Regions from separate parts of the Homo sapiens genome. Here regions 1 and 3 are each linked to region 2. Evidence: chromatin loops called from intact Hi-C (ENCODE). Cell type or tissue: PC-3. All regions are shown on one strand.

Region 1 (8,000 bases), 230 kb after region 2:
GTGTCAAAATTTTTCTTCCTTTTTGAGGTCAAATATATTCCATTATATGTATGTACCACATTATTCACTGTTTTAATTAATGTGATATATCCTAAAAATACACAATTATAATTTAATTCATATATTAAATTTCTTTTATGTAAAACGTCAAGCAAACTACACATATATTTGTTCCTTAAGTCTATTTAAGGTGAAAAGGAAATTGAGATACTATTTTAAACCAGAAGTAACTACTACACTAAGTTCAGACTATATTAATCCCAAAATATGTTCTATAGTCCCAAATTCTTTGAAACATGCAAGTTAATTCATGATATAGGACAGAGTTCTTAACTCTGGTTCCTTTTATGTACATTCTTTAGAATGCCTGATTAGACCAGGAAGTGAGAACTCTACCCTGTCTCTTTATCTACATCTCACTGTCTTAATTTTTCTTTTTAAATTCATATACCACTGTTGTTTTCTTAAACTTTTTTGTTTTAAAAGTGACAATAATGGACAACCTTTTGTGTAGAAAAACAGGAAAAAATAAGCATTTGCTTTTACATGCATCCAGTATCTTGGGAGTTATGCCAGAAACAGTTAATCATGGTTGCCTCTGGGGAGGGAAACAGAGTATCTGGGGGACAGAGCGAGAAGGGACACTTTCCATGGTATACTATTTTATATCTTAATAATTTTATATCAGATAAATATAATCTTTATTCAAAATAATTTTAAATAGACATGAGAAAGTCCCTGATTCCCCCCCTAGTTCCACCCTCCAGATGTAGTCACTGTTGGCAGTTTTATTTATAATTTCTCTTCACATATTTAATTTCATCTCCAGATAGCTTTGAGCTGTAACTACCAAACTTTCTAAAGTTATACGGCATTCTATTATATGCTTGAATATGTGCTCCATCCTTCTAAGAATGTCACTGAGAATACATTTTTTAAAAACTGGGTTGGTAAGAGTTATACGTCTTGAGATAACTTGGATTATGATGGAGGGTCATGAAGCCAGCAGTGAGAACCAACAATGTAGGAAATAAGACCTTGTATAACATCACACCACTGGTCTCTGCATCACACTCTCAGGGTCCTTCCCTTTGGTATATTTATGTCGATGTCTTGGCTGGAATCATAATAAAAAATCCAAGCCATGACACTATAATACTATACCCTGGATCGAGTCCAAAAACAACTACCACAATTAAAGTACACTGTCTGAGGTATATGTCTGGCATAACTGTAAGATTACATATGGTGTTTCTCCAAAAAATATACACAAGGCTATATTATAGAAAATCTGGTAAAGAAAACTACCCATGATAAAAGCACCTTGAAACAGTAACTGTCATATTGGAACAATTCCTTTCAATTTTTTTTTGTAGTTTCTACTATGAAATAATAGTACAAAGATGCCCTATATATGCTTCACTCAGATTCTGTGAACCTTGACATTTTCCATATTCTCTCTCAATATATATACACAGCAGTACTTTTTGCCTGAACCATTAGAGTTAAGTTTGCAGATACAATACTCCTTTACTCCTAAATGTTTCCTAAAAACAAGGCCATTCTCTAACATAACCACAGTATAATTATCAAAACCAGGAAATTAACATTGATACAGAATTACAATCTAATATTCAGACCTTATTCACATGTTGCCAATTATCCCAATACTGTTCTTTACAAAAAAAAACCCAAAAAACAAAAATCCCTCTGGTTCACGCCCAATCCATGCTCACATTCTGTTTCTATGAGTTTTAACTATTTAGGTACTTTATGTAAGTAAAATCATGCAGTATTTGTCCTTCTGTGACTAGCTTATTTCACTTAGCATAATGTCTTCAAGTTTTGTCTCTGTTGTTGCATATGACAGCTATTTCTTTCTTTTTAAAGGTTGAATAATAGTCCATTGTATGTATATACCATATTTTCTTTATCTGTTCATCTGCAGATAGAATTTGGGTTGTTCCCACATTTGGCTATTGTGAATAGTGCTGCAATGAACACAAGAGTGCAAATATCTCTTCTATATCCTGATTTCAATTCTTTTGGATAAATTCCCAGAAGTAGAATTGCTGGGTGATATAGTTCTATATTTAATTTGGTGAGGAATCTCCATATTGTTTTCCATAGCAGCTATACCATTTTACATTCCCACTGACAGTGTACAAGGGTTCCAATTCTTCCACATCCTTGCCAACACTTGTTTTCATTTTTTTAATGTCATCCTAACAGGGGTTAGGTGATAGCTCATTGTGGTTTTAATTTGCATTTCCTGGATTAGTGATGTTGAGCATCTTTTCATATACCTGCTGGCCATCTGTACATTTTCTTTGGAGAAATGTCTATTCAAATCCTTTTTTCGTTTTTTAACCAGGTTATGTGTTGTTCTGCTTTTGAGTTATAGAAATTCCTTATATGTATTTTGGATATTATTTATCAGATACATGGCTTGGAAATATTTTCTCCCATTCTGTAGATTGCCTTTTCACTCCATTAATCATTTCCTGTGCTGTGCAGAAGCTTTTTAGTTTGATGTGTCCATGCTCTTCTTATATTACCCCTGCTCAGCCCTGGAGTTGGTCATTTCTCCAAGAAGCCATGACTCCTTAGTGGACAGTGGTACGTGGAAACCAAGATCTAGGTACTAGATGTGTTCTTTGCTATTGGGGCCTCCAATCTTTTTTCATATGCATTTTTTACTTAGTCATAATACCTAGATATTTGCAATTTTAAATCCTGTGTTTTCTACTTTTAAATCTTTTTCATATTCATAAATTTTTAATGGTTGTATAATATTTCCTTCAGTGGAAGTAATATAATAATGGTCTTGGTTTGCTTCATATTTTTCACAATTAAAAAAACAAACCTGGAATAAGCCTTTCTATCTACTGAAAACAGCCTTTTTATATTTAGGATTAAAAAGAAAATTATTTGGTGAAAGGTTATTAGCAATTTAATAACCCTTGATACAAACTGCAAAGCTGCTCTCCAAAAGGAGTGTCCTAATCACAATACAGGAGAATCAGTTTGCTTTATTTTACACTTACTTCTACGAGGTTATTATCATTAAACTTTTAATTTTGCTATTTGAGAATCATATAAGCATTTCTTAGTAGTCATATCTCCTACCAACAAGTACAAGATAATACTGCCTTTGTAGAATGACTTACAGTGTGCTAAGGTCTTTCATTTTCACTTAATCCATACCCTGTGAGTTATTATTTGTGAGGTGGGAACCTAAATTTCAGAAAAGTGGTTTGTTCAAAGTCATACATCTACTAGGTAAAATGTTTAAAAGAAGAATGGACTCTGGCATCAGTTTTGTGAGTCTGAATCTTGTTTCCACAGCTGTGTAACTGCCAAGTTATTTGAATCCTCCAGCCCTCGATTTCCTCATATATAAAATAGGGATAATAGTACTTACCTCATAAGGATATCGTGACTATTAAATGAGTTATTCTATGTAATACATAAAAGCACTTACAGTAGCATCTGCCACATAAGTCCTATCTAAATGTTGGCTGCTGTTATCATTAAGATGGTGGCAAACTACGTGTTTTAAAGGGAACTAAATTTTGTTGTATGTCTACAACAACTGTGTGATCGATGTTTTTACCGGGTTCTCTTATTTAACCTTCTCAATTCTTTGAGACAGGATTTTATGCTTATTTCTGCCTATTTTGCAGCTAAGGAATAGGAAGTTCTGAGCAGTAAAAAGTAGTAGACTCTCAATCTGCAGGTGACTGAAGCTAGGAGAGGTTAAGTCACTCGACGCAGCGGCGAAGGCTGGGACTCGAACCCGGGCCTGACCCCAAAGCCGGCGCTCTAGACTAGGGCTACGACGATTTAAACAGAAACATCTAGAGACCGAGCGGCCGTGTTACGACGGGAAGATTAGGTGTTCCCTGCACCTCTGTCCCAGCACTTTAATGTCGCCGCATTGTCTTTGTCTTTTTTCGAGCAGAGTTTTACAAGTTCCTGGCCCGAAAACCCCCCTGTCCCTCTCCATCCCCACAGCGGACTCCTCAGGTCCTCAGCCCTCACCTGGCCCGGTCGAGCTCCAGACCTGACCATCTCTCGCCGCCTCAGAGAAGCCCAGACCGAGGGAAGTGAAGCCTCACGGTAAAAAGAATTAACCGCCGTGGGCTCCCGGACCTTCTTGGCCCGCCCGCCGAGCTTCCGCTTCCGGAAAGGATCCCGCCGAATGCCGCGCTTCATAGTCTCCGACGCGCCTCCACTCCCTTTCTCCTGCTCCAGGCCCAGCGCCTTGGGCGTACGCAATAGACCCCTCCAAGCTTCCCGGCTTGTCACCCACCGGCAGGGGTTGGGAGAAGCCAATAAACGGCGAACGGGGCGGGGCCAAGGCATGGCTGGGGCGGGGCCGGGGCGGAGCCGCCGAGAAAAGAGTTAAGCGGAGGTTCCAGGACTTGCGGTGGGGAAAACGGGGACGAGGACCCGCCAGCGCCAGAGGATGGGACAGGGGTAGGAGGCGAATAGGTTTCAGAAGGAATTGAGCGCGACTTTTTGGGTTTTCGCTCTTTATTTTTAGTTTGGCATCGTGTGCCTTTTGGAAGATTTTGTTCTTGATATTCTATAAAAATAAGACCTCGGGGTTGTTACCTTTGCGTGTGATGGAAATTGCAGAATTATTCCCTGTGGCCACTGATCTCAGAACGGTGTTCATTAGTTGGGATTTTGGGTTTACTTCCATGCGTACTTGTCTCCTCTTATGTTGAGGTAATTACTTTTGATGAAAAATGACACAACATTCTTAGTATTGGCATGTGCACTCATTTTAATGAGGATTTTAGTCATTGGTTTTTAAGGCATTGAGTTTTGGGTTAATGATTTAAATCAAGTTGAAGAGAGATAACTCAGTTTATTCCATTTCAACTGTCACCCAGGCAGGAGTGCAGTGGCGCAATCTCAGCTCACTGCAACCTCTGCCTCCTGGGTTCCAGCGATTCTCCTGCCTCAGCCTCCTGAAGAGCTGGGATTACAGGTGCGTGCCACCACACGCGGCTAATTTTTGTATTTTTAGTAGAGACAGGGTTTCACCCTGTTGGCCAGGCTGGTCTCACACTCCTGACCTCAGGTGATCCGCCCGCCTTGGCCTCCAAAGTGCTGGAATTACAGTGGTGAGCCACCATGCCCGGCCTCATTTCTTTTTAATGGAGAAAAGAGCTACGCTTTAAAAGTCTGTTACAATTAATGTCAAAGCCCAGGAACTAAAATATGTCCACCAAAATATCACACACTTATCCTGAGTGATTTTAGGAAATGAGTATTTCACAGATTTAGTTTTGAATTAGATCAAACTGTGAAAACCTCTCCTTTCCTTCCCCAGCCCTCACATAACTTCATAACTTGCTGACATATTCACCTGAAATTAAGGGGTTTTTTTTAGTTAAGTTGATATTTTTTGAATTCATATTGATTTTTCTTAATACATGTTTATTTTAGAAAATATAGATAAGCAAAAAGGAAAAGACCACCCATAACCCCATTACCCATGAGTTATCACTTTGAACAGCTTGGTGCATTCCCTTCAAGATTTTTTCCACCTACATATATATGTATAAATGTATTACGACAATATGAAATAATAGGTATTACTGTAACATGCGTGTTTTCTCTTAATATCTAATCAACATTGTTTCTCATTAGTCTACAATTATAAAATGGCTGCCTGGTGTTCCATGATTCACTTCCCTAGTGTTGGGAATGTTATGCCCCCACCCCGTTTCATTTTGTTGTTTGCTATTATAAATAATGTTGCAGTGAGCTGAGATCTGCAAATGAACTAGATAGAGAGTGGAGAGCAGAGTATTCTAAAGATGTGGAGACAGCATGATGTTGAGAAAGAGAAACCCAGAGAGTTCCTTGCTGCTGAAGTATAGACAGTGGGGATGGAAATATATGTAGGGCCAGACTATGCAGTCCTCATAGACTACATGATTTGGCTTATTATCCTAAGGCCATTGGGAATACATAAAAGTTCAAGCAGGGGACACAGTGAACTGACTGGGGTTTTACAAAGATCAATGGCTGTAGTGTAGAGCAGGAATCTGAAATCTACAGTCCCTGGCAAAATTCAGTCTGCCATTCTTGGATGTAGCCTGAGAACAGTTTTTACATTTTCAGGTAGTTTTTTTTAAGTCAAAAGAATTATATTGTGTGATGTGAAAAGTTACCTGAAAATCATCTCAGTGTTACAAAGTTTTATTGGAACACAGTCACGCTAATGTGTTTACACATTATCTGTGCTACAACTGCCAAAGTTGAGTATTTGTGATAGAGACCGTCTAGCCGGCCAAGCCTAAGATATTTACTATCTGGGCCTTTACAGAAGAAGTTTGCTGATCACTAGCATAGAGGGTGCTTGGGGGAAAGGCAAGTATGGGTGTGAGCAAGTTCTCTCCTCCTGCATCCATTCTCTGTCCTCCCCTTGGACTGACATCAGTCAGACATGCCCTCCAGCTTCAGGTTCTGTTTAGTCAATAGAAGAGGGAGAGAATGGGATATTCCTGCTCTCTCAGCACCGTTTGGCTGATGCACTGGCCCTCTGCATCATCAGGGGAGCCCCTGGAGCTCCAGTCCTCTCACACTCTAATAAAACATGTCCTTCCCTTTGTCTTTTCAGTCTTAGGGGTGATAATGGTTTGCTAGTCCCTGGGTGCCTCAACTCCCTTGTTGTTTTCCTTGTCCATTATGTAAACCTTTTTCTGTTTGTTTTGTTTTGTTTTTTGAGACAGAGTCTCGCTCTTTCGCCCAGGCCGGACTGCAGTGGTGCTGTGTAGGCTCACTGCAAGCTCCGCCTCCTGGGTTCACGCCATTCTCCTGCCTCAGCCTCCCGAGTAGCTGGGACTACAGGCGCCTGCCACCACGCCCGGCTAATTTTTTGTATTTTTAATAGAGGCGGGGTTTCACCATGTTAGCCAAGATGGTCTCCATCTCCTGACCTCGTGATCCGCCCGCCTCAGCCTCCCAAAGTGCTGGGATTACAGGTGTGAGCCACCGCGCCCGGCCGTAAACCTTTTAATTGTCCTCAAAAATCTAGATTGTCTTCTGTTCCCTGTGAGGACCAGACTGATAGGAAGTCCAGATGAAATATGTTGGTAGCTGGGAGGGGATGAGGGGACCTAAGGGAGGTGGTGGTGAGGGAAGGTGAAGAGGACATATTTGAGAGATGCATAGGAGGTAAAATGGAGAGCACTTGGTGATAAGAGTTGGAAAGTCAGGCAAGGGGAAGGTATTTGTTGACCCTGGTTTCTGGGTTTTGTATCTTGGCAGGTGGTGGGAGAGATCCACATTTAGGAAGGAAGCTTGTGAATTCATTTCTCTCCAACATTTTATTATGAAAAAAATGCAAACCAGGAAAGTCATTTTTGGATTTATTAAATTAGGGAGTACTTTGGAGTCATCCAAGAAAAGATGTCAAGTTAGCTACTGGATAGTTGAGTCTGGAGCGTGGCAAAGACCTGTGGGCTGCAGATACACCTTTCCGAGTTGCCTGTGGCTTCCGAACTTGTTCTCAAATTACTTCCTCAAGAAAGCCTCTCTATCCTGCCCCTGCAAACTAACTGTGTGCCTCATGCTACTATGTAGTAGCATCGTTTCTCACAATTATAAACTTGTGTTTAGTTATGTAATATCTGTCTTCCTAAGTAGAATTTAATCTCTATGAAAGCAGGGACCTCACCTTGTTCAAAGCAGTATCCCCAGTGCCTAGCACAATCCCTTGCACTTGTAGGAATTTCTTAATTATTTGTTGAATAAACCAATGAATCAGCCATTGTTTGGACTGCTTTGGTGCACTGGGGCTGACAGCTACTTGAATGTCCAAGGCTCAGGATTGTCCAGGACTAGCCCTTTGAGCTTGGTCCGGAGGTTTAGTGCCTCTAGTATCATGGATACACAACTCTGCTTGTCTATCCAGTCTTTCATAATTCAGCACATTGGACCAATGACTTTGCCAATTGGCTCACCTCTGAAGTGTG
Region 2 (8,000 bases):
CTTGTATCCAGAATACATAAAGAACTCTTGCAACTCAACAATAAAAAAGTAAATGATGCAATTAAAACATGGGTAAAGTATTTGAATAGGCATTTCTCTGAAGGAGATATACAAATGTCCAATAAGTATATGAAATGATGCTCAAAATCACTAGTCATCAGAGAAATGCAAATCAAAATTGCAGTCAGGCTGGGTGTGGCAGCTCATGCCTGTAAACCCAGCACTTTAGGAGGCTAAAGTGGGAGGACTGTTTGAGCAAGGAGTTCAAGTCCAGCCTGGGCAACATAGTAAGACCTTTTATCTACAAAAATAAACAAAATTAGCTGGGTATAGTGGCATATGCCTGTGGTCCCAGCTACCCAGGAGGCTGAGGTGGGAAGGATCACTTGAGGCTGGGATGTTGAGGCAGCAATGAGCTATTATCACGCCACTGCACTCCAGCCTGGGCAACAGAGTGAGACCCTGTTTCAAAAAAAAAAAAAAAATCATAGTCAGATGATTGTGAATGGCTATAATGAAAAAATAGAAAACAGGCTGAGTGCAGTGGCTCATGCTTATAATCCCAGTGCTTTGGGAGGTTGAAGTGGGAGGATCACTCAAGTCTAGGGGTTTGAGACCAGCCTGGGCAACATAGTGAGACCTCCATCTCTACAAATAATAAAAAAAATTAGCCGAGTGTGGTGGCAAGCACCTTTAGTCCCACCTACTCAGGAGGCGAGGCAGGAGGATTGCTTGAGCCCAGGAGTTCAAGGTTACAGTGAGCTATTATCATGCCACTGCACTCTAGCCCCATTGGCAAAGCAAGACCTCATTTTTTAAAAAAAGCAAGAAACCAAGCAAGCAAGCAAGAAAATAACAAGTATTGGTGAGAATGTGGAAAAACTGCAACACTTGTACATTGCTAGAAGAATGTAAAATGGTGAAAAACAGTTTGTTAGTTCCTCAGAGGGTTAAATCCAGAATTACCTTATGACCCAACAATATATGTGGTCTAAACATCAAAATTGAAAACAGGTATTGAAAACAACTCATACATAAATGTGCATAGCAACACTTTTCACCATAGCTAAAAAGTAGAAACAACCACATGGACCTTAAGTGATGCGTGGATAAACAAAACACTGTATGCTATACCCATACAATGCAATATGATTCAGCCACATGGATGAATGAAGTACTAACACCTGCTACAACACAGATGAACCCTGAAAACATTAAGCTAAGAGAAAGAAGCCAGACACAAAAGGCCACATATTGAATGATTCCATTTAACATCAAATGTTCAGAAGAGGAAAACCCATAGAGACAAAAAGTATATTAGTGGCTATCAGGGGTTGTGGGGATGGGAGAACAGGGAGTGACAGCTAATGGGTAGGATTTTTTTGGGAGGGGTAGTGAAAATGTTCTGAAATCAGATGATGGTGATGGCCACACAACTCTGTGAATATATTAAAAACCACTGAATTGTGTACTTTAAAAGGGTGCTTTTTATGTTATGTGAATTATATCTCAATAAAGCTGTCACACAAAACACAACAAGATAGGGAATCAACCTGAGATGTATTACCCCATGACGCGAACAGGCTAAAAATAGTCTTCTGTGAGACTTAGATGAATTCACAGCAGAAGAAGCCACAGGAGAATCTAGGCCCTCTGGATACGCCATTAATCTGTGGTGGACCTGACACCATATTTCTGTCCCCTGCGCAGGGATAGAGACCTGGCCTGGATGATGAGGCTTGATCTCCTAGACCTGTGAACTCTGCCTACCAGCACTCCCACCTGCAAATGGCATGGATAATATTTCTTGTAAAGGAATTCACGAGGATAGTAAAAATCCCAGTTAAACAACAGTTAAAATCCCAGTGAATCAACAGTATACAGTGAAAAGTAAGATGCCCCATTCCTTCCTGTGAACCCCTAGTTTCCCCTTCCTAGAGGGACTTTTGTGCTCTTCCAGAAATGATTTGTGCACACACAGGCATCTTTTGCATGTGTGTACACAGATCTTTTCTTCCATTTACACATGAGCCTGTACTTTGCTCCTCTCCCTTCCTAGTGCATCTTGAACATGTTTTAGCATCAGTCTACAGGATGTTGTCTGGCATTCTACTATATGGATACATCACTAACTCTTTTTTTCTTTTGGAAATGTGCATTTTGAAAATTTTCAAACACACACAAAAGTAGACAAAGCAGTGTAGTGAATTCCTATGTACCCATCTCTCAACTTTCATTTATATCAATATTATTTCATTGATATCCCTGCCAGTGCTCCCCAAACATGAATTATTTCTAAGTCAAATATAAAAAGCCATATCATTTCACCAGTAAATAACTCAGGATATATCTCTCAAACAGATGAACTTATAAAAAAAAAAGTAACAAGACCACCATCACATCTTAAAACACCACGAATTCCTTTATATTAAATCTTATCAGTGTCCAAATTCTCTTGATGTTCCCATAAAAACTTTTTAAAGATTATCTCAGTCAGGATTGGCAGAAGATTATCAAAAATTATTGTAATTGTTGATGTTACTATATACCTTCTAATATAAGTTTTCTATAGGTTGTCTTTTTTTTTTTTTTTTTGCTTGCAATTTGTATGTGGAAAAAAAATGGGTGAAAGTTATTTGTTCCACAGTTTCCAGCAGCCTGCAATTTGCAGATTCTACTCTTGTGGTATTTGTTAATGCATTTCTCAAGGGTATGGCATGGGCCTGGGGCTTACATATGCATTTAGAGTAAGGGGGAAATTTTATAGAGATAGACAGGTACAAGAATATTTATCATAGGTATGTTATAATAGTGAAAAATGGAAACAATTTAATTATTCAACAAATAACAGCATACCTAAATTAGATACAGCCATTTCATGCAATATTATATGGCTACTAAAAGTCATGCTTTCCAAGAATTGTATAAAAAGATGTTAATATCACATGAGCAAATTAGGATAGAAAGCAGTATACAAATACCACAATGGTAAGTTTGTATAAAAAACATTAAAATATAATTTATTTCTGAGTCATAAGGTTATATATTGTTTAAATTCCCCACAATGAACATGCATTACTTTTATAAACAGACAGTACAATAAACATAAAAGATGTGGGATCCCACATCATCTCACATTACTCTAAACCTGTATATTTAATGAACACTCAGTTCTCTGTGGTTACAAACGTGAGTCACGGCACTATTCAAACAGCTGAGGGACCTAGGAAAGGTAGCTGTCAGTTGGGCTGGGTGTGGGGCCATGCATGTTTATTTTGAGGTGATTCTGATGTGAACTCCTGATTATGAATCACTGGCCTAGAGCAACACACTTGGCCTTGGCATGTGATTGGGGGTGACATTTCTGTCGGGCTGTGCACCAAGGCAGGGGGCTATAGGAGATGAACCATCTGCAGAAGGTGAAGCACCCCATGAATGGTTGTCCCACAGAGAATGCGGGGTGACCTGGAGAAGTGTACTCACTTTCCACTTGGAGGGTCCAGCTACAGGACAGCTGGCCTTGGGCGTTGGAAGCAGTGCAGCTGTATGTCCCACTGTCCCTGGTCCGGGCTTTCAGCAGGCAGAGGTAATGGGAGCCAGCATCTTCATAAACCTCAATGCTGCCTTCCTGTCTCCTCACGGGGGTGCCTTCCAGGAACCAGGCCACTTCAGGCTTTGGAATCCCGGAAACTACAGGGCCAGGTAAAGAACGTGAGCTCCCTATGCCCTGGAGAGCACCCTGTGATTGTGAGGTAGGTGGGGAAGGTGTGAGCTGGAGGAAAGGGCTCAGTTTGGTGTGGAGCTGCCCTCCCACCTCTGAGTCTGCTTCCTCACCCTCAACCACACTCCACAAGACGAAACCTCTTGAGAGAGTCAGGGGCCTTGAGGAGGATGAATACAGCGTGATGGGCAAGGTCTCCAGGTTGGCCAAAGCCAGGCAAGGGGAAGAAAGGGCGGAGGAGACCATGAGGTTTGCTTTTCGATGTTGGCGATAATGAGGGTGTTTCTTCTAGGGTGGTAAGAACTAGGGCCAGGGCCAGTACTCTATCCAAGAGCAAACAACAGGCTACTGTTAGGGGTCTCTCCAGAATAAAGGGCATTTCTACAATGAGTCACTCCTAAGGGGAAGGCCCTTGTAAGGTGGTTTTCTAGGGGAGCTAGTCCAAGAAGATGAGTGGATATAGGTGATGCAGACTAGCTGGGTGCTGAAGGAAGGGAGTGGCCACCAAGGGGCTACATTTTGGCAATCGGTGACCCTAATTACCTCTACTCACCTTCACATCTGAACTTGACAGTTTGATTTTCCTTGACCTCCTGGCTTTGGGGCTTGCTCTCAAATTTGGGGAATGCTGAATCCCTCTGGCCCTCCATGGGGATTCTCCTGTTAGCAGCCTTGCTCACAACATCTTGGCTCCCCAGGCCAGGCTGCCTGGTGGGGAAGGTGGCTGGACGGGGAGGAGCTGGCCTCTTCCTCTCTTCTCCAGAAGGTGATAGGACCCCCAGGCCTGGTGCTCTTGGTTCCGGCTGAACTCTTGCGGCCTGCAGGGTGATGGAGCTGGAAGTCTTCTGAAGGACCGGGGTCTGCGGGGCCGTTCTGGGCGAGTCCTTGCATGACTCCAGCTTGGACTCCCTTGGGGGCTGAGGCTGGCTGTTTGCAGCCCAGGGTGGGGAGCCACCTCTCTGGGGGCTGGAGCAGTTCTTGCTTTTGGCTGCAGCCTCCAGACTGTCCAGCTTCGACTCCTTTGAGATTACATTGGTCACCTCTTTCCTGACATCTGAATTGGTGGCTTTTGTTTCTCTCACAAATGACCTGTGTGGTGGTGAGGGTGGGGGTAGGGTGGGTGAGGAGAGGGGAGAATAGAATGATCATCTGGTTACTCACAAATATTACTCATCACAAGCACGGATTCCAGGGATCACAAAAGCCCACAAGTTAAGGGCAAGTAAGAGCATCTTTCTCTGCAGTTTGCCCAGTTTCCCAAGCCACAGCACAAGCAGCCATTCCCGACACTTGCCTGTCCCACAACCCTGCCCAGAGCCCTGCTTTCCCTACAGTTCCCTTCTCTACTAGTGCCTCCGTAGTTCAACCTCTGCCACCGGTGTCCCGTGTCCACTCTGCCCTCTCTAATCTATTTTCTATACAGCGACCATAGTCGATCTTTTAAAAACATTAATCAAATTATGTCATTTCAAGCCCAAGGATTTTCCAACAGCTTTTCCACTACTTTAAGAATGAAACTGAGCCCCACAAGAGGGCCCACAGGAATGCCAGCTCCTGATCGTACAGACATTGGCCTGCCATTCACCAGGCTGCGGCCACACTGGCGTCCTTCTGGGTCCCCATGGGCCCATCTCTTGGTTCACAGCTTGTACATGCTATCCCTGCTGTTTGGAGCACACTCCCTGAGCTTTTCTTCACCAGCTAACATTCCTTTGCACAGGTCTGAGCTCAAATACCAAGTTCCCGAAATGGCTTCCCTGCCCCTCTATTCTAATCAGTGCCTTCCTGTTGTCCTTCCTCACAGACGCATCCCAGTTGGTAATGTGCGTTCGTGTGGTTTAAGCCCTCCTCTACGCCCACCCCTGCACATCCAGCATCTAGCGCCGAGCCTCACACACAGGAAAGAGGCTCCTGCTGGGTCTGGGCTGGATGAGTGAACAGATTCCGCCCTGGAATGAGGAAGGCGGCCTTCTCAGAGCAGTGTTCTTCCTCAGGATGCTAACCAGAGAAGAGACTGTGTAGATACTGTGAAAGGTGGCAACACTGAGTTTTCCAGTCTCAATACTGACAGCAACCTGAGATAGAACCCGTGTGTCATATTACAATAGGAGAACAAGACAAAACACCCAAAATAAAACAACATCCTCCAAATGGCCAATTCTTCTGCCCCATAAGATGATTCAGAAATTCAGGGCATTTCTCGGTAACATCCTTGCAGGGCATTTCAAGAGGGAAAACGTAAAAGTCACAAAGCCTAGACATACCTATTGGCACTGTCCAAACCTGGAAAAAGGGGGAAGGGTGGAAAGACTGTTAGTAGAATGCTGTATACACCAAAATTTCCCTCCCCAGGCACTTCCTCATCACCGTGGTCCCACCCTGCTGGCTCCTTCCAGCTTCCCTGGTGCTGAACGTCTTTGGCCTTTGAACTCCCCCCAGCCCTAGAGTACATTGTCAAAGCTTCAGGTTCTGTCCTTTGGGCTTCTTAATAGTGGCTGGTGCTACCATACCCTGAGGGCATGGAATCTGTTTCTGTTCACTAAACAGAAGGAAAAAAAACCAATCCAGGGACAAACAAACATCTACTGAAAATTCCAAACCCAAATGCTGTAACTTACCAGTGTACAGAAAAGCATACTTTTAATGTTATCCAGTTCTTCAAAGAAAAAACATAAAATACATATTTTTCCTGCTATATTCTTTCTCAAATTTTATCATGGTAAACTTAAAAATATACAATAGTAGAAAGAGATAACAAACCCTGAAAGCCATCACCACGATTAAGGAGATACCACATTTTGCCAGTCTTATATATCCATTTTTGTTTTCTTTCGTTTATTTGTTTTTGAGTATTTTAAAACAAATATCAGGCAACATATTTTGTCATGAAGTCCATCAGGAGGGAATAGTATTTAACTGAATGTCAGGGCAGGCACACATTGCTCTGGGTGTCTGGTGGCATCTCCTTATTCAGCAGTGAGCCACCAAGTCAGGTCCTCCGGTCAGGACCAGGATTTCTTGTTTTAGTGATGTCAAGTGAAATAGAGAATACCAGCATGCACTGTACACAGTACGGTCAGGATGGTTTCCTGAAACTTGTTTACCTATGTATACATGTTCTGGGTTGCAATGTACTGTGAAATATATTTCTTTCTGTAGATTGTGAAAAATACCCAGGCCAAAAAAAGTAACAAGAGCAAAGATGAATCGTTTCTAAGAAGAAGGAGATGCAGAACAGAAAAATCAGAAGAAAAGAGAGGGACAAAGAAGGAGGAAGGACTGAAAGCCACTTCCCTTCCTGACCCCCGAGTTCCTGCTCCAGTAAAGTGACATGCAGCCCCTTCCCCATCCCTGCACTCCCTCCTCAGCCCGGACTTGAGGAACCAAAGAACTGTAAGGAGGAGACGTGTTCAACAAGACTTACAAGGAAGAACTGACAGGGCTGACGACTCAAGGAGAAAGAGGCAGGGGTCAAAAGGATGCTGGAAAGTCCAGTCTGGGTGTGAAGGAACATGGGAACCCTGGTAGAGGGGGTCAAGTCGAAGGATCGCCTGACTTGAAAGACAGAGTAAATTATCAGTAAATTCTGGGCAGGTTAAATTTGGGGTGATGGCAAGACGTTAGCAACATTCATTCTTCCAGTTGGCAACCACAGATACAAAAGGGAGTCCGGGTGAGAAGAAAGGACTGAAGACATGGTGGGGGAGACTATGGGAACACAAGGGAAGGTGGCAGCCAAGCACAGGGCATCTTCCCTCGTGGCCAGGTCTGCGCTGCCCTGTTCACCCTTTCTTCTTGTCAAAGACCTGCCCCTTGTGGCCGGGCGTGGTGGCTCACACCTGTAATCCCAGCACTTTGGGAGGCCAAGGCAGGCAGATCACTTGAGGTCAGCCTGGCCAACATGGTAAAACCCTGTCTCTACAAAAAATACAAAAATCAGCCGGGCGTGGTGGTGTGTGCCTGTAGTCCCAGCCACTCAGGAGGCTGAGGCAGGAGAATCGCTTGAACCTGGGTGGCGGAGGTTGCAGTGAGCTGAGGTCATGTCACTGCACTCCAGCATGGGCGACAGAGCAAGACTCTGTCTGAAGAGAAAAAAAAAAAAAAGACCTGCCCCTGGGGAGTGCCTGGGTGTGTGAGTGGGCCAGGTGTATACACACACAGGTGCGCAGTGAACAAGCAGCTCCTCTAGGAGGGTGCGGCACCAGGCAGGGATCGTTCTGCACTAGCCGTCCACTGGTCGATACCTTGGATGGAAAGTTCAGCTGACATCGAGGCCTTC
Region 3 (8,000 bases), 250 kb after region 2:
GGTCCACATCTCCCAGCACATGGCAAGGGGCGGGAGGGGGTGTTAGGAAGGTAAAGATGGCTCTGTGTGGCAGTTATCTTTGCAAATCCTAGTGAAGAGCATGCTGAAATATAATTTATTAATTCTCAAACTTTAGGTGTCAGAATTATGCAAAAGATATACATTTATATTACATTTTAATTTCTGGTGATGCTTTTATCTGCTATTGTATTCCTAAATTGTTTTATTCCTTATATGACAGATAGAAGAGCCTGAAAACAAAACCAAGGGGTAGAGGGCTTACCTGAGACCACTAATGAATGGTAAAATTAGAACAAGACATAGGTCTGTTTCTTCCCGATTGCACTGAGTTCTTAGCTCTAGACCTCAAGTGCATCCCTCATGCTTTCCCAGGAATGATATGGGGTATGTGGCTGACCTGTGGGGATTTGGTCTGGATGCCTAATGTTGCTTGATCCCAGGTATTTTAGAGCTCTGTCATGTTCACTGCACAAGGTACTTGGTGGATAAAAGGAGGGAAGGTGACTGGTTGTTGGCCACCAATGCAACAAGAGCACAGATGCCCGATGAAGTGCTCCAACACCTTTCCTGACTGTCTGATTCTAGTGAAATGCTAAGCCTCTGGGACCAAGGTGGTTAGCCAAGCCAGTCCTAAATCACCCCAAACCGCTCTGTCCTGGACCATAAAGCAGGGTTTGGTGGTGCTCAACCATATGTCCTGGGAATTTGCCAAACCACAAACTTTCTCAAGCTGCACCTTCCTCATGCATTCATTCACCAGGCAGCTCCCAGGATGATGTGGCTATGAAGAGGCTCACAGCCTCTCCCTAAAAGCTAAAAGCAATGTCTGGACCTTGGATAGCTGGGGAGCTAAAATATGCCCTTCCCCAAACTGTGATTTTCATCATATTACAGTCTTGATCAGTAAGGAGACACTGTCCAGTGACTGAGGACTTGCACTTTTCTGGAGAGACGAGATTAGCATTGCATTGAGCCCCTGTACATTCTGCCAGCTTCAAGGAAATCTGGGATGACCCCACCAATGACTCAGCCTACAGCCTATTTCAAAATTATTCCCATTTGCCAAGGAAAGATTTACTTTCAGTCCACGGTTTAGTGTATTTTAGGGTGGTGCTAAGTGGTCAGCTGACTGTCAGGAGAACAGAGGGCTTTTTGTCTGTACCCACCCAGCCTCAACACTGTCCCTACATTCTCCTCAATGCTGCAGCAGGGCCCTTACCTGAGAATGCAGGATCTTTAACAGCTCAGGTGTTAGCTCTGCCCGGTTACACAAAGCGACTCGCTCAGACCGCTCTCTCACCGGAGGCGTCTCTCCACGGGACAGGGCCTCAAAATAACTACAAGAAAAAAAGTCAGAGAGTAGGAGGATCCTATACACCAGTGGCCTCTGGCTGTTCTAGCAATCCTTCCACCTTCTTCTGAGGGAAGGAGGTAGAGAAAGGAACCTTTGTTAAGTGGCTTCTATGTGTCATTGTGTTTAGTTCACTTACATATGGGAAAAGTCTGAATGTGTTACTCTCCACTTAGGGCATAGAGAATGCTTAGAGAATACAAAGCTTTGTTCTTCTCTAAGGATGAGGAAGAACCAAGAAAAGTTTGGGTATGCAATTCCCTGGAGCATATTGGGTTCAGGTTTCTTTTTCAGTCATCTCTGAGTGTTTTATACACGCAGATGTATATTACATATGTATATATAATATTGGGAAGAGAAGTTGGAAGAGAACTAAAAAGTAATGTACGTAAGAAAGGGGAAGGCAGCACAGGAATGGTGGCTAGGGCCTGTAATCTGGTGACTCCAGGCTGGAGGACCACTTAAGCCCAGGAGTTTGAGGCTGCAGTGAACTATAATTGTGCCACTACACTCCAGACTGGGTGACAGAGTGAGACCCCCATCTCTGAAGAAACAAAAAAGGAGGGAAGGGGAAGAGATGGAAGTGTCCTGGGGTGAATCAGGAAGGGTTTCTGGCTGGAGGTAGTGAGGCTTGGGGCTTCAAGAGGGAAGGGAGAGAGCATTGGCAGGGCAGCCTGCAAGGCTCAGGAGAGAAGAGAAGCCGAAGAAGGTTTGAGACAATCTTAAGCTATATGGTGCCTCTGAAATGAAACTGTTTCTCCATCTTCCCTCAAAATTTTCAGTGAAATCTGCCTGCTCCTCAATGTTTTGTGGAGTGGACTTCGTTTGGGGGCATTGTGGAACAAGTACTGAGTTCTGTTTCAGGACTGGCATAAGATGAAAAGAGGCTGCCTGCAGCAGGGAATGGACATGAGCCGCTGACATGTGGGTCACCAATGCAGCATGGCAGGGTCTGTCTCCATCAAAAGCCTGGTTATTGACGATCCATGAACCACAAATTTCTGTCCCGCCCTGCTTTTTTCCCTCCATTACTTCCTCCAGATCCAGGTAGTATGAAAATAATATAGAGGGAATTTTGTAAAAGTCCATTTCAGGGTCAAGCCATACAATGATGGGCTAACCATTGCCTGTCTCTGAGCCACGTAGCAAGGCAGAGCGAAAGCTACATGGACTAAAGCAGTAATTGCCAGTCACCCCTTGGAGGTCATCAGCAGGAAGGGCACCTTTAACAATGTGCATGAGAAATCTCTGCACACAGATCAGTGTTGGGGTGGGCGGGGTGTGGGTGCAATATGACAATAGGAGCAGGGTGTGGCCTCAGGCTTTATAAACCAGACTTGGGTGGTATAAATGGGAGGGACAGAGACACACAGCACCTCATTCCACAGAAGTGCTGCCCAGGTAGAGTAACACTCATCACCAACATCTCTGGACTTCTTGTGGAATTGGTTAGACAACATGGAAGCAAAGCTGTAATCATGGATTTCGTTCTTTGGGTTATTGAGCTTCATTTGCAAGTGATCAGGTCCATGGTTATACACATATATTGCAAATTTGTGTTGTAACACATGCCTACCAGAGGACAAATAAGTATATGTCCTGCCGATGCCTGGTAAGAGGTTTCTTCATTGACAACACATATGTAGGGAAATTCTTACTTGCAATGGATTAAAAACGTATTTTGTCTTGGAAACACTTTGCAGAGTTTTATTCTCTAAAATGCTACAGGTTTTAAGTAAGTCACATACAACCATCTGAGCAGTGCTTTTCATGTCTGGATAGAATGGAGGGGGCTCTTAGGTCATGCCCTCCTTTTTCATTGTGGTTAAACTACAAACTAAGTTTTCATGGATGTCTAAAAAAATTATAGCACGTGATACAATACGAGAGCAAGCAGTCTACAATAGTGGAATGCCTCTTCCATAAATGTCAGGGACAATACTAAGCAATGTCAGTTTGCTTACTATAAAACGGCAGCACAAGAACAATCAAATGGGTTTGAAACTAACGTATAAGATAAAGTCTGTCTATCTGACTATGCCAAAATAAATTAGTCTTCTGAAGCTAAAGTTCAATCTTAGAGGCAATATATAAAATTTAAAATGGAGAACTAAACAGGGCTCATTACTAGGCAAAGCAACCCCCATTTATGTTTCTTTTTATGAGCACCACTGGCTTATTTTCCTTCCAATTGTAAAAGCTACATCCTAATCCAGTCCAGGAGCACAGCACTGGCCCAGAGACTCCGAAAGGCCCCTCTTAGATGCCATTTTGTGTCTTCTCAAAGGTGTCCACACTCTCCCCACCATCTGCCCAGGACACCCACTCACAACCTCAGCCTGAGGACATCTTCCCTTCCCCAACTCACTGGCTTTCTCTCAACGGCCTCTCTCACTCTCACTTTCCCACTGAAACCCTCCTAAGCAGGGAATCATCAAACAGTAAAAATAGCCTGAAAATGGTCCGTGAGGTCTAGTTATCTTCCAACTCCTGTCTCAAGTCCTGGTTCCCCAGTTTCAAGCAGGCAAGTTTGTCCAAGGAGCAATTTCATAGCTGAGAGGCTTTCTGTGCAAAGCTACTTCAATCCAGGCCCGCAGCGATTGTTGTGTAAGCTCCATCTACTGAGCAGCCTCTGGAGGTCTCTCCTGAAAGAAGGCACCCGTGTTTGAGGCACACTGTTTTCAGCCATGCCTGAGGACCCCATCACTCTGCTTGGCCTTTCCCCAGAATGCAGTGTGTACTGTGCGGACATCTTTATGTTGGCAGAACAAAATCAGTTCAGAGAAACACTAAAGAAAATAACAATAATTTCCTCCAAGACAAGATATAAAGGGTCTTTGGTTGGGTCCAAGTATGAGTTTTAACAGCAGGGGAGGAAGTGTCTCCTTAAAGGAGTGAACTAGCAGGACTGGTCCCACCCCATCCACCCAGGGCTGTCGCTTCCCTCCCCCGGCTGCACTGCTGCCATCTAGTGGTGAGACAGGAGAACGAAGAAAGGCAGATTAAGCTTCGGAGATTCCCAGCCCTTCTTTCCACCGGGAGTGGGAAAAGGCGTGCAGGGAGGAGGTGGGTGTGCATACGCTGGTGTGACGCGGTCATCTAACTTGCTGCTTGCCCCAGGACACGGCCTATTGACCTGGCGTCCTACTGCTCAATCTGGCTCCCTTAGGGGAGGCATCCCATCCTTGCCCAGCTAGATGTAGCATTTATGTGTGGATTTTAAAGCATCAAAGCAATGCAAGAGCTAAAACAAAGACGATGCCAGTTAGTCCGGACTTCCTAGCTGCAGCCATGACAACCTCCGCGGTTTTACAGGACCCTCTGTCTCCGGCCGTCCTCCAAGGGGTGAAGGCGAGAAAGGAGCACGTACTCGGCTGCCCACTGGATGAGGTCCTGCGGCTGCACCCTAATGGCGGCTTTGGCAAACTCCTTCAGCATCTTCGGCAGCTCCGGCGGGATGCATGTTGGCTTATCTGTCTGAGCCATTGATTGGTTGGCCTATTCTCAGGAGAAAAAAATACGTTAAGATGAAAACTTCGATTCATACGATGAGAGCAATCCTGGACAGGAGGTCACCCAGCCTCTGTTTGACACTCAATTTTGGGGACTCTGCAAGACAAATGCATTCTATTATTACACAACGCCAAGGTTAGAAAACCATCTGCTAACCCCTACTTTTTGTTGGAAATAGTTATGTCCTTTACATAAAAATTACACAGCCCTTGTTCATTTAAAAAGTGGAGGTCAGCAAAAAATTCCCTAATGATATCGCCCCAAAATAATGATATCACCCCCCAAAATCCAGAATTTTTCAGTATATATATGTTTGTAAAATAAAAAAATAAGATTATACAAAACAGCTTATTTACTCAAAAGTATATCATGAACATCTTTCCATGTCGTCCAGCACTTATTAGTTGGGTAAGAATTGTAGCAAAATTTACTCTGAACCCTCTGTGAATTGACATTAGGCCATTTCCACATAAAAATAGTCATTAAACAGCCATTTGGTGAGCGTCTCTCTTTACAGCTGCATGTTCTTTTCCACTCTAATTGTCAGGTGGAAAATTCGTACATTTTCTCTCAAAAAGTTCCAGGACAAATTGAAACAAAATATGAAAATCCATAAAGTGTATACAATTCCCTCCACAAATAAACAACAGATCAAAAGATTTTTTTCTGCTTTTAGTAGAGAAAGGGACAGACTAGATATGCTAAAAAGCTGTCCCTCTTCAAAACACCTAGAGGCCAGACAAATCTCAGTACAAGCCTTTCACATTGCCTTGCTGGGCTTGCAGTGAAGTGAGAGAAATCTTCCAGTGGCCAATGAGGTGAGTAAAGGGGAACCCGCAGTGCTGGGCAAATGAAGAAACTAGGGCTCACCTGGGCACATGTAGATGGCAGGAACTTGCAGCTTTGAGATAAATTGCTAGGCAGGGTGGATAGAGACCAAGGATTAGGCTCACAAAAGGCAAATGTCTGGACTAAAGGACTCCCCTTCTGACCTAAACTTGAGACCCGCCCAGGGACTACACCCTCAGCGTGAAAAGGTGTGGCTGAAAATATCCGCCTACAGGCAGGGGTAAGCAACAAAGAAACCTGTCTCCATTGCTGCTTCTAGTCAGGAGAGAAACAGTCCCCCAGGAGTTGGTAGCCACAGACTAGTTCTAAGTTTTCAATTTATGCCAACACCAGCATGGCTGGGAAATCCCAAGACAAGAAACTAAAGTGGTCTTAGGTTGGTGGGACTTCATGACCTTTTACTTTATTTATGTTCTTTTATTTGGAGGAAAAAGAGGATAAAATAATGATTAATTTTAGACTTTGCAAAGTGTTAGAAAAGTTATAACAGTAATGTAACCACTAAATCTGTAGAGAGGAAAAAAGGAATTTTTTAAAAACACAAACAAGCAAACAAACAAAACCCTTCATCAGTCAAAAAGAAGGCAAGAAAGGAGGGGTAAAAACAGGAAAAGTAGACAAATAACATGGTAGAAAATAATGCATACATATCAGTAATCACAATAAAAATAAATGGGCTTAAATGTGCCAGTTAAAATACAGGTATAGGTACACCTGAAAAAATGAAGACACAGAAAGACTCAAGGTGAAAAGAGTATAAATAAGCAAAGAATAACCAATAAAAGTTAAGGTAGACATACTCATGCCAGACAAAAGATACTTTAAGGCAAAATGCACTATTAGGAAAAAAGAGTGACGAAAGCTTCAATTGTTTTTGATAAAATGATAAAAAGCTTCAATTGTTAAGACAATAACAACAATTCTCAATGAGTATGCCACAGACATCACCATGGAGGAGTCTCACCATGCTAGGTGGAAAAGCAATATATTGTTTCTGGTGACATATATATGTTATAATATTATAATAAAGAGTAAGGAATGATAAATACAAATTCAGAATGGTGGTTACCCCTGGTGGAGGAGGGAGAGGATGGAGAGGGATGTTATTAGGGAAATACAACAAGGGTCTCAGTACTATTAGTAATGCTCTATGTTTTAAGCTGGATGGTTGCTGTCTAGATGCTTGTTTCATTATTTTTATACTTCTACTTACATCATGTATTTAATTTTGTCAGTATGAAATATTTCATCATTTAAAAAGTTACTCTTATAAGTTGTTTCTGATGACTTTTCAACCCATTTTATCTATCAAAGAGCAGTGCCTTATTTGCTCATGTTGTCTGCACATATATATATTCTTTTACTGTGTTAAAAATACATACAATTTACCATTTTAAATGTACAGTTCAGTGTCATTAAGTACATTCACATTGTTGTGCCACAATCACCACCAGCCATCTCCAGAACTTTTTCATCTTCACTAGCTGAAACTCTGTACCCATTAAGTACTAACTCCCTATTCTCCTTCCCCACAGCTCCTGGCAACCACCATTCTTCTATCTTCATGAATTTGACTATCATATAAAATCATATGGCATATAATATTTGTCCCTTTGTGTGTGGTTTATTTCGCTTAGCACAATGTCTTCAGGTTCATTCATGTGGTAGCATGTGTCAGAATTTCCTTTTTTTTGGATCCATAGTCAGATGTGTTACCCATTGCACCACTGGCCCCAAGCTGAGAATTTCCTTGTTCTTAAGGCTGAATACTATTTTGCTAGATGTACCACAATTTTATCCATTCATAGGTCAATGGACAGTCGGATCATTTCCACATTTTAGCTATTGTGAATAATGCTGCTATGAACATAGGTATACAAATATGTGTTCAAGTCCTTGCTTTAAATTGTGTTGGGTATATATACCCAGAAGTGGAATGGATGGATCATATGGTAATTGTATTTTAATTTTTTGAGGAACTGCCACACTGTTTTCCACAGCGGCTGCACCATTTTCTGTGTCCATGTATTTTGACAGGATCTTTTGGTTGTGCAATTGTTTAATTTCTCTCCTGGAGTCTCAGATAATCTCGTGTAAACGAAAAGATGCCCCAATCCTAATTAAGGAAGCTTCCATGACAACAGTAACAATGTTAACCCTTAGTCAGTATAGAGCAAACTTAAGTAAAGCCTTTACTTCATCCCATTGCTGTTTCTAACAATTGGTCTGCAAGCTCTTTTCATTTTGGGGCAAGGAATCTCTTGTA

What was found. Hi-C counts contacts between places; a loop is a spot of excess contacts. Peaks named below come from ENCODE experiments on the same cell type or tissue, not always from the same donor. Only the 100,000 strongest peaks of a DNase experiment are listed, where the experiment ranks them.
Region 1: it touches region 2 in a loop (4-fold over the local background); 6 of 110 quality-filtered maps call a loop at or near these places.
Region 3: a loop joins it to region 2, with 3 times the contacts of the local background. A loop is called at or near these places in 15 of 110 quality-filtered maps.

What each region holds. Positions count from the first base shown.
Region 1 is chr3:123,957,100-123,965,099 of GRCh38, forward strand. CCDC14 (coiled-coil domain containing 14) reads right to left here and starts at 4,130. Exons shown (of 13, transcript NM_001366335.1): 1 at 4,045-4,130. The coding sequence starts at 4,074. RefSeq lists a silencer at 4,138-4,448. In PC-3, no CTCF peak of the experiment used is centred here; a DNase peak (open chromatin) is centred at 4,272; H3K4me3 peaks cover 2,476 bases; H3K27ac peaks cover 820 bases.
Region 2 is chr3:123,729,413-123,737,412 of GRCh38, forward strand. It overlaps MYLK (myosin light chain kinase), which reads right to left. Exons shown (of 34, transcript NM_053025.4): 8 at 7,966-8,000; 9 at 5,986-6,004; 10 at 4,275-4,810; 11 at 3,484-3,690. Among named protein-coding and RNA genes, the nearest start is that of MYLK-AS2, 44 kb to the left of the region's middle. In PC-3, no CTCF peak of the experiment used is centred here; DNase peaks (open chromatin) are centred at 3,219 and 4,899; H3K4me3 peaks cover 490 bases; H3K27ac peaks cover 3,164 bases.
Region 3 is chr3:123,975,624-123,983,623 of GRCh38, forward strand. It overlaps ROPN1 (rhophilin associated tail protein 1), which reads right to left. Exons shown (of 6, transcript NM_001317774.2): 2 at 4,743-4,870; 3 at 1,241-1,358. The coding sequence starts at 4,858. Among named protein-coding and RNA genes, the nearest start is that of ROPN1, 12 kb to the right of the region's middle. RefSeq lists an enhancer at 4,617-5,116. In PC-3, CTCF peaks have their summits at 4,361 (motif pointing left) and 4,562; DNase peaks (open chromatin) are centred at 748, 1,098 and 4,378; H3K4me3 peaks cover 522 bases; H3K27ac peaks cover 404 bases; H3K27me3 peaks cover 3,318 bases.